Linked DNA regions of Mus musculus: region 1 is linked to region 2. A link is a loop called in an ENCODE intact Hi-C map of the cell type or tissue named here. Cell type or tissue: left cerebral cortex. All regions are shown on one strand. Links, peaks and the distances in the headings refer to the core of each region. The heading gives the core; the rest is flanking DNA.

The links. Peaks named below come from ENCODE experiments on the same cell type or tissue, not always from the same donor. Only the 100,000 strongest peaks of a DNase experiment are listed, where the experiment ranks them.
Region 1: it touches region 2 in a loop (17-fold over the local background); 8 of 42 quality-filtered maps call a loop at or near these places.

Annotation. Positions count from the first base shown.
Region 1 is chrX:68,840,569-68,845,952 of GRCm38, reverse strand. No RefSeq gene overlaps it. Among named protein-coding and RNA genes, the nearest start is that of Gm6812, 50 kb to the left of the region's middle. In left cerebral cortex, for the core only: no CTCF peak of the experiment used is centred there; no DNase peak of the experiment used is centred there.
Region 2 is chrX:70,327,407-70,332,790 of GRCm38, reverse strand. No RefSeq gene overlaps it. Among named protein-coding and RNA genes, the nearest start is that of Ids, 35 kb to the left of the region's middle. In left cerebral cortex, for the core only: a CTCF peak has its summit at 2,147 (motif pointing right); DNase peaks (open chromatin) are centred at 2,149 and 4,085.

The DNA of each region.
Region 1 (5,384 bases), core at 226-5,225, 1.5 Mb after region 2:
TCCCCTGATAATCAGGGACTGCTTTTCTCAAACCTACTCTCTCATGTCTCAGGGTGTAAACTATCTCTAGTCAGGGTCCAAAGACAAAAAGCATCTATGAGAATTATCTTCTCTTCTCTAGATTTTAGCATAACTCTAAACACAAACACAAAAACACTACCATTACCTTGCCCCATTCCTTTTTTTTCCAATTTTTTATTAGATATTTTCTTCATTTACATTTCAAATGCTATCCCGAAAGTCCCCCATACCCTACCCCCACCCCCACTCTCGTACCCACCCACTCCCACTTCTTGGCCCTGGTGTTCCCCTGTACTGGGGCATATAAAGTTTGTCCTTGCCCCATTCTTATGAGGTTTATTCTCCTTTGGCCCAAATCTTCTTTTACTTTCCTTTGCACAAGCTTCCAATTCCTGCAGCATCCTTCACTGTACCCTGCTTCCTGGAACTCCAATGTTGAGGCGCCATCTGACCAAGCCAGCTCAGTCAGTCAACAGGTTCTTCGGGGCAGGAACAAGAATGCAAAAGACACCATTGCACACACTAGCAAAATTTTGCTGAAAGGACCCAGATATAGCTCTCTCTTGTGAGATTATACCGGGGCCTAACAAATACAGAAGTGGATGATCACAGTCAGCTATTGGATGGGTCACACGGCCCCCAATGCAGGAGCTAGAGATATTACCCAAGGAGCTAAAGGGAACTGCAACCCTATAGGTGGAACAACAATATGAACTAACCAGTACCCCGGAGCTCTTGTCTCTAGCTGCATATGTATCAAAAGATGGCCTAGTCAGCCATCACTGCAAAGAGAGGCCCATTGGACTTGCAAACTTTATATGCCCCAGTACAGGGGAACGCCAGGGCCAAAAATGGGGAGTGGGTGGGTAGGGGATTGGGGGGGGGGTGGGTATGGGGGACCTTTGGGATAGCATTGAAAATGTAAACGAGGAAAATACCTAATTTAAAAAAAAGTTAAAAAAAAGAATGCAAAAGAAAAAAGACAATTAGACAACATTGTAGCATGACCCCAGCCATTTCTGAGGCTGAGGCCTAGAGCTCACATTCTTATTAAATTTATTTATTTTGTGTTGTGCATGTGCCACCCTAGTGCATGTGCCACCCCTAGTGCAGGTGGAGGTCAGAGGACAACTTGAAAGAGGCACTTCTTTCTTTGCTTCATGTAGTCTTTGGAGATTGAACTCAGGTCTTCAGGCTTGGAAGCAAGTGTTTTAACACACTGAGCCATCTCTTCGTCCCTAAGGCTCATATTTTATTTCAAATTTTAATGTAAATGGAACATGTTTCATAATTCATGGCCTTATTAAAATGTTTTAATCTACTTAAATACAAATAAAACATATGCTAGAAAAGACTATGCTTATTGTTTATAAACCTAAACATTGTTTAAGAACATGCAAGCCCCAAGAGCAGGCAAAGGACCATTTGTAATTATAGGTTCTCCAGCAACATACTGGAGATACATTGTGATGCATAAAATCTAAATTTCTATTTTTAATTGAAAATAGATACTTCTTTCATACAATACATCCCAAGCACAGTTCCTCCTGCCTTTACTCCTCCTAGACCCCTCCACCACCTCATCTCTCTCCTGGATCCAGTCCCCCTCTGTCTTCCTTCAGAAAAGAGCAGGCTTCCAAGAGACAACAACCAAACACAATACAATAAGACAAAGCAAAAAACCTCATATCAAGGCTGGACAGTGCAAACCAAGAGGAGGAAAACAGCCCCAAGAGCAGGCAAATGAATCAAAGATGCACCTACTTCCACAGTTAGTAGTCCCACAAAACAGTAAGCTAACAGTCACAACATATACACAGAGGACCTGGTGCAGACTCCTGCAGACCCCATGCTTGTCACTACAGTCTCTGTAAGCCCATATGCACCCTGCTAAGTTGATTCAGTAGGCCAAGTTGTTCTGCTGTCTTCCATCACCTCTAACTCATACACTCTTTTCCTTCCCTCTTCCACTGGAATTCCCAAGCTCCAAGGGGAGGGACCCAATGGAAACCTCCAATTTAGATTCCCTCTCTCTCTCTCCACGTAATGTCTGACTATGGATCTCTGCATCTGTTCACATCTGCTGCCTGAATAAGCCTTTCTGATGACAACTAGACAAGGCACTGGTCTATGAGTATAGCAGAATATCATAGAAATTATTTCACTGATTTTTTTAGACCAGTCATGTTTGGTTCTCCTCCATTACCATTTTCTTCCTTGTATTGGAGTTTTCCTTCTAGCACCTTTTGTAGGGCTGGTTTTGTGGAAGGATGTTGTTTAAATTTGACTTTTCATGGAATATCTTGTTTTGGTTTGGTTTTTTCCATCTTTGGAGATTGAAAGTTTTGCTGGGTATAGGTGTCTGGGCCAGCATCTATGGTTTCTTGTGATATAAAAGACACCTATTCAGGCCCTTCTGGATTTTAAATCTCCTTTGAGAATCAGATAAAATTCTGATAGGTCTTCCTTTATATGTTACTTGGCCTTTTTACCTTTCAGCTTTTAGTAGTCCTTTCTTCTGTTAAGTGTTTTGAATATTATGTGACAGGGGAAATTTCTTTTCTGTTCCAATTTATTTGGTTTTATGTAAGCCTCCTCTTATACCTTTATGGACATATTCTTTTTAAGGTTAGGAAATTTTTCTTCTGCTGGGATCTCAGCCCCAGGCTGCATCCTCTCTGAAGCATCCAGGTGGGGGGTAGTTCATTGATGGGGCCAAGTCTTCTTGCAAAAGAGAGTAAGGTTGCTTTCTGTAATAATGTGTGCCTATCTTGACTTGAAGCTACTCTGAGGACAGAAGCTGCATGTCTCTGGATCTATTGACACTCGTTGCTAATAGTGGGGAGCCTGGGTAAAGGATTTATTGCTAGGGCTCACTTTTCTGGCTAGGCAGCCAGAAGCCTTTCGCTGGCCAGGCTGGGAAAGTCTTTGTGAACCAGAAGGGAAAGAAAGTAAAAGAATTAAGATGTTTTATACAAGCAAATATGCACAGACACATATACATTTTCATTTTCATTTACATTCTCATTCACATATTAACACATTCACATTTTCATTGGACCCAACCACCTGCTGGGAGAATACTCTCCACAAGTATTCATACATGCTTACATATACACATAAGTCTACACACATACATATAGACAAACAGACATATACATATTGATGGATGGTGTTTAGATAGATGGGGCAGAGATCCCCAAGTCAAACCATCCAACAAACCAACTTTGTCTTTTCTCTGGCCTTTTTATAACTTTTGAGACAAAATGTCCTTCAGAAAATAACCTCAGAGTTAAAATGTTATATAAAATGGGAATTACAGAAGGATGTTGATATAAAGTTCAAAGTAGTGTTTCATTCTATATGCTCATTATAAGTTCGAAGCAGTTTTCACATGACCTTGTCTTATCATAGTGCACACTATGACTTTAACCTTGGACCTAAATGTTTTTCCTTGGACACAAATTTGTCCTAAGCCTATTTCTCTTTTTACTGTAATTATGAAAGCTCATTGTATTTCTTATTATTCAGCCTTTACTTACTATTATAAGGAACTAGGCACATTCTATTCTTGATTCTAATTTTATTACATCTTTCTAGCAAAGAAACTAAGGCCATCTCTTAAAACTTTCTTTCTTCCTCCTCCTCTGCTTCTTCCAGCTTTTTCCTAATTCAACCATAGGGGTCAGCAGTTTCTGTCCATTGGTTGGGTGCAAATATCTGCATCTGACTCTTTCAGCTGCTTGTTGAGTCTTTCAGAGGGCAGTCATGTTAGATCCCTTTTTGTAAGCATCAGAAATAGTATCAGGCCTTAGAGTCTCCCCCTAAGCTGGATCATAATTTGGGCCGGTCTCTAGATCTCCTTTCCCTCAGTCTCTTCTCCATTTTTGTCCCTGCAGTTCTTTCAGACAGGAACAATTCTGGGTCAGAGTTTTTGACTGTGGGGTGGCAACCCCACTCCTCCACTTGATGTCCTGTCTTTCTACTGGAGGTGGACTCTACAAGTTCCCTCTCCCCACTGAAGGGCATTTCATCTAAGGCCCATTCCTTTGAGTCCTGAGAGTCTCTCACCTCTCAGGTCTCTGGTACACTCTGGAAGATCCCTCCCATCTACTACCTCCTGAGGTTGCATCTTTCCATTCTTTCTGCTGGCCCTCAAGGCTTCAGTCCTGTTCCAGCCTCCCAATACCTGATCATGTTCCCCTCTTCCCATCCCTATCCACTTTCCCACCCAGATCCCTCCCCCATTTCCCCACATTGTGATTGCTTTCTTCTCCTTCCCAAATGGGATTAAGGCATCCTCAGTTGCGCCCTTCAGCTTGTTAGCCTTCTTGAGTTCTGTGAATTGTGTCCTGGATATTCTGAGCTTTTGGACTAATATCCACTTATTAGTGAGTACATATCATGCATGTCCTTTGCAGTCTGAGTTACCTTATTCAGGATGATATTCTCAAGTTCCATCCATTTGCCTGCAAATTTCATGACGTCATTGTTTTTAATAGCTGAGTAGGATTCCATATGTAAACGTACCATATTTTCTGTATGTATTCTTCTGTTGAGGGACATTTGGGTTGTTTTCACTTTCTGGCTACTATAAATATAGCTGCTGTGAACATAGTGGAACATGTGTCTTTATTACATGTTGGAGCATCTTCTGGGTATAAGTCCAGGAGTGGTATAGCTGAGTCCTCAGGTAGTACTATGTCCAGTTTTCTGAGGAACTGCCAGACTGATTTCCAGAGTGGTTGTACCAGCTTGCAATCCCACCAACAATAGAGGAGTGTTCCTCTTTCTCCACATCCTAGTCAGCATCAACTATCACCTGAGTTTTTGATCTTAGCCATTCTAACTAATGTGAGGTGGAATCTCAGGTTGTTTTGATTTGCATTTCCCTGATGATTAAGGATGTTGAACATTTTTTCAGGTGCTTCTCAGCCATTCAGTATTCCTCAGACTAAATTCAGCCTACTGATTTAGATGCAAATCTTCTCCTGGGAGATCTGCATAGGCACACCCACAATCACATGCAAGCAGCTATCTGGGCACCCCTTTGCCCAGACAACACATAAAATGAACCACCACAACTCATTTTTCCTTTATTCTCACAAACATTTCATGTTTACATGATCTGTGGTCTTCCTTGAAGATTTCTGTCACTTCCCTAGAATGAATTACTTCTTTTCCTTCCTTACTTTCTATTTTTCATTTTTAAAAACTTCTCTCTTTTAACAAATGTTTATAAAGAGAAACTTTTATATTGCACACATATCTAATGAACTAAACAAAAAACCCTTTTTCCTCTGTAAAGGAAAACCAACCAACCAAACAACCAAACAAAAACCACACAGGGAGACCAATGATTC
Region 2 (5,384 bases), core at 213-5,212:
ATGCCTGTGTGTTAACATATCTCTAACAGATAAACTTGTGGAGTGTAATTAGCTAGTTCAAGGCATGCATCAAGGACATGAGTCAATATTTTGGCAACTAAACTTGCAAATGCTTTCCTCTATTTGGGAAACTCCTGATATTGTCCTGTTGGGCAGGAGGCAGAGCCCACTTGCTAGGGTGGAGGCACAAAATGGCAGATGCTCATGTTCCTTTGCCATTGTAATGAGACTATGCTGTCAACAGTTCATGCTAGAGAACCATACAATCTGTGTTTTAATATCACAAAAGCTTGTTTTAAGTACATTTATGATGTTGTGTTGGACCACAATCATGGTTATCCTTGGGTATATGTGGCCCATGGACCACAGGTTGGACATGCCAGTGAGGGAGTTCTTTTGGGGACCAGAGGGCAGGTATGTGACTTGTGACCTAAATTCTCCTCGAGGTTGCAGTAGGAAGCAATGGTGGCATGACTCTGTAGTAATGGTGGCTACCATTGTTCAGCAGCAGCAATGAGTATTGCTGCTAAATATTTTTTTGTGTCTGTGACTTTGATGGTAGCTGTTGGCAGCTTCCTGACCACTTTTGTTCTTGCCCAATATTGAGGTCTAAAACTTTGGCCTTTCCTGGGATTTTGTAAGTCACTCAGTAAAAACAAAATAAAGCAAATCAAATCAAAGCAAAGCAAACAGCCCCAAACAATATGAACCACAAAAGAACAGCTTTTCTTTTTATATTAACTAAAGCCATCGAGCTTTTAACACAGCATATGCATTTAGAAACATGGACTCCAGTGCCAAATTGACCTCCAAAGACGTGGCCCAAATTCCCATTCCAGTTCAGTGGGGCCCACACATTCAGATTTCTGGGTCTTTCCTCTAGTGCAATCTATGTTGCCTTGCAGTGATTTGTTTCTTACCCATTCTCCTACATTAAGCCTTTAACCTAGAGCCTGACACATGTAGTCATCTATGTCTACTAAATTAATGAATGAAAGGAACTGTTTTTAAAGTGCTCGAGGCAGGTCAAAGGCAGCATAGTCGGAATTACTAACTGGGAATTGGGAGGATATCTCCACTCAACTCCCTATTCTGAAGTGGGAGCTAGTGTCCAGAGGAGGTAAGTGACTTGACCAAGAGCATAATTAATTGGCCAGGTTGAAGCAGCTATCAGAGCTGTGTTTGCCAGGTCTATTAGAAGCCTACCTCCAAGTCCTCTGTGTAGGAGCCTATAAGGACTGCTGCAGCTTTCACAATGTTTTTGTCCTATACTTTATGACCAAGGGGTAGATTTTAGCTAAAATGATGTGCAGAGCAGTTGGCTCAAAGCTGTGGAGCTGCCAGAAAATCAACCTGGAAAATGGGGAAGGCTGGCAACCACCCGTTTGGAAAATTGCCTTTGTATGTGACTGGAGGGCATGCACATGTGCGTAAGGATCAAGCACTCTCCTTTCCGTGCTAGATTTTTCATTTCCTTTTTTTCTTTGTATTGCTTTCAAATCAAAGGGAAGCCATGGCAGAGAGAGAACCTCTTGCCCTGAGCTACATATATGAAAATGAAGGAGGTTATGGGACGGGAATGTTTTCAATAATGGATTGGAGGTATGGCCTTTTATAGGAAATGAAGCGAAACTGTTACTAAGCCGATGCTGAGGGACTGAGGTGGGATGGGATGGGGGAGGGCTACTAATTTCAGTGAATTGCCCCCTCCCCCAAGATTCATTTATGTACAACCAACTGGTTGGTTAAGAATCAATTTTAGACTGAATGGGCAGTTGCTTGTCCTACTTAAAGGACTTAATTTTTTGACATTTCTATTGCCACAGCTTGATAGAAAAATATTCATAAAGTCAAGTCCGTTTTGAAGAGAACATCTGTAAAATTGGGTCAGCAGATATGTTAGACGATGGAATGAAGGATGAAATACAAACCTGTCTGGTCTGTGCTTTATAGCAACAGGGAAGTGCTTTGTTTCCAGGGCGAGCACTTGGATTGGAGCCTTTTGGCTCTGATGGCTCGGACCTGCCACATAACCCAGGTTCAGAAGCAGCCAAGGGGCACCACTGCCTTCAGCCTTGGCTTTCTGGGCTTAGCTCCAGCTCAGAGGCAGAGACAGCATGTGGTTCCTCAAAGAAACCACTGGAGGCCGCTGTGGCACCAAGAACTCAGGAAGGGTGCCCAGCTGGTGGCAGAGGGTGTCTCTAAGGAATAATGACTGTCACACACACTGACTGTTCTTGAATTCTAGTCCAGGGGTTTAAAGACACTGTTATGAATTAACATGAATAAAATATTCGGTAGATTAAGCGAAGGTCCTGGCTCTCCTGGGGTTGTTTTCTAACTGCTAACATGCTTTATACCCCTCTGGGACTGGGTCCTTTTTGCAGCCCAGAGGCATAGGTTTTATCTATGGTGAAAACGTCCTCCCCAAATGACACAAAGGTTGCTGCTGCAGCCTGTAGTATTTATACTTTTGTAAAACAGGATATTATGCTGTCTTCTCTGTCAGCCATTATTGGCAGCAAGTACCAGCCATCATGTGGACCAAAGAAACAAGCTTGCCTGACTGAATGTTAGACACCTCATTAATATGATTTTTAGACGAGCAACAAAGAATTTCTTGATATAATACATCCTAAATGTTGAATGAGTCATACCTACATAGAATAATTCTTTATCTTCGTTTCAAATTTATCTTACTATTTAGTATTCTTATTGATAAAACCTGTTCTTTTTACACAGGAAGCATGTGTGGCTATTGGGAGTTGCCCTGGGGGAACTTGGAGTCAAGACCATCAGAGCTGAAGTTAGGCGTAGGAGGGGAGAGGGATTGTGTGAAATGGGGACTAGGAGGAGGGAGGCTGCGATTGGGATGTAAAGAATAAATAAATTGATGGGAAAAAAGACTTCTGTTCCAAGATGGATGTGTGTGTGTGTGTGTGTGTGTGTGTGTAACATGCGTTGGTGTATGGTGCATGTATAGAGGATGACGAGCAGGAGTCTGGGAGTCTGTTTTCTTCTTCCACTCTAGGATCTGAGGATGGGACTCAGGTCGTTAGACTTGAGCTTTACTCACTGAACCATCTTGCTAGCCCCACTTCCTTTCTTTCTTTTTGGTTATGCTCTTGCCTTAATGTTACACAGGTATGTTGGCTTTGGGTGACTTTATTTTAAATCCCACTGAAATGCAGGGTTCAAATTCAACTAATGGCCATGATTCATTGGCTCTGAGAGACCTGTGCATAACTCATGGTATTGTTAGAATACATGAGACTATGTGAACTGACAGATTGTAGCAAACCTGAACACCAGAACAGTTATCCTGTTGTACCATCACCCTGATTTTGTCTGGTCCTCAACCTTGGGTGTACCATCTAGAGAATGAGTAGTGAGGCTGGGATGGGAACAAGCTCTGGGATGAGGCGCTTGTTCTCATTCCTGGATGATTTTTCCTTCAGTAGTCATGGCCTTATCAAAGTGAACTTAGTGAACTGCATGGATTTTGTCGGAGAAGGAATCAACTTGGAAGTACTAGTTTGAAGCATCTTTGCTGCCCTTCTAACAAGGTGGCAGATTGAAGACAGGTGTGATAGAGCTCAAATATTTCCTCTCTTAAAGTGTAATGGGTAGTTTTAACTGTCAACTTGACACCACCTGGACTCATTTGGGGAAGTAAGTTTCTATAGGGGATTGTCTGGATTAGGTTTGCCTGTGGCCATTGCCCTGGTTACTTTAATTGATATGGGAAGACTCAGCCTGAGAGTGGCTGGCATGTTCCCTGATTTGGGGCCTGGCCTGTCTAAGAAAGGCAGCTGAATATAAAAGCATGCATGCATTAATTTATTCGCTCCTGGGTGTGATGTGAGTATGTGCTTCAGATTTCTACCTTGGCTTTCCTGCAGTGAGCTAGAACAGACCCTGTTTGCCCTCAGTCGCTTTTTGTCAGAGTATTTTACCACAGCAACAGAAATAAAACTAGAACAAAGGCTTTGTGAACTCTCATTGTTTCTCACTAAGCCTGCTGCCTGGGCAGTTTTCCATGTCTTCCTCTCTTGCCAGGCTGCAGCTGTTTACCATGCAAGACTGTAACATGCATGGGGTAGGACTGAATTTGCTAAGACTAAAGGCAGACCCTGTTCAAGGCACCATCTATTAAGCCACTCAGGGTAGTGCAGATAGTGTTGTCCCAGGGGATAGTCTGAAGAAGTCCAGTTTGGCCAGAGGGCCTGCAGTAGCTTGTTTGGCTACTATTAACCAGCTTGCCATCTCGGTCAAGTTTATCTTGTAAATCCACTTCCCTAAATCAATGGCCTCCATTAGATTGGAACTAGAGAGAGGCTGCAGCATCTGTGAGCACTTTGGCAAATATTTGAATAAGCTTATGTGTGGGATCTCAGGAGGAAGAGCATCAGTTTTGTGACGATTTTTTTTTTTTTTTGCCACTTAGCCCCAGAGCCAACTGAGTGAGAGATTTTGAGGTGTTTCATCTTGCCCAGAGGTACTCGTTCTCTCCTTTTCTTTAATCTGTTAATGTAGAGTACAACCTATGCTTGGCCCAGCCATGATAGGCTTAGAAGCTTAAGAGTAACCTGGGGAAAGATGGACTATCATAAGATCTGGGCCTTTGGAGTGACACTCCATTTTCAGCTTTGATCACTGGAATACTTTGGTGGAGGGAGATGGGAGGCTGCATATATTGGATGAGAAAATGCAGTAAGATTGAATCAACATGTGTGTCAAAAGAGAATGAGTAGCCTGAGCTACAAATAATACTAGGACCCTAGCTAGTCATCTCACTGTTTTCTGCTATAGAGTATTTATCTGTGACATGGTGTAGCCTCCCCCAGCCTTGAGCAGGCTGGCTCAGACCTGTTCTGCTACTGTGAGCTAGGCCACCTAGGGTGGAGTCTTCTGACCTAGATAGGTCTATTGTTCTGCCACTTCTGCGGTTTCCTCCTAGACACCACTACCTGCTGAGAGGTTGAACCTGTTTTCCAGACACTATCCCTAGGAAAAGAGTTCTTGGTGTGGTGGGGGATGGGGTTCCCCCCTCTTTAAGCTCAGACTCTTAAGTAAACTTTGGGCCTTGATCAGTATCTTTGTCCTGGTCTCATTATTTCTCTCACCTTTTTTCTCCCATGAAGCCCCAGCCTCCCTTTCAGGAACTCGGTTTGTGTAGCTGCAGGCAGCTACAACATGTATTCTCTTGGAGTCACGTGTGAAAACAAGTAATTTGAGAGGTTGTACTAGTTAGGATTCTTCAGAGAGACAGAAGCAATAAGAAACATATTATTTCACCTATACACACACACACACACACACACACACACACACACACATCACAGACATCTATGACAATTCATTTGTGTTAACAATTTGCTTAT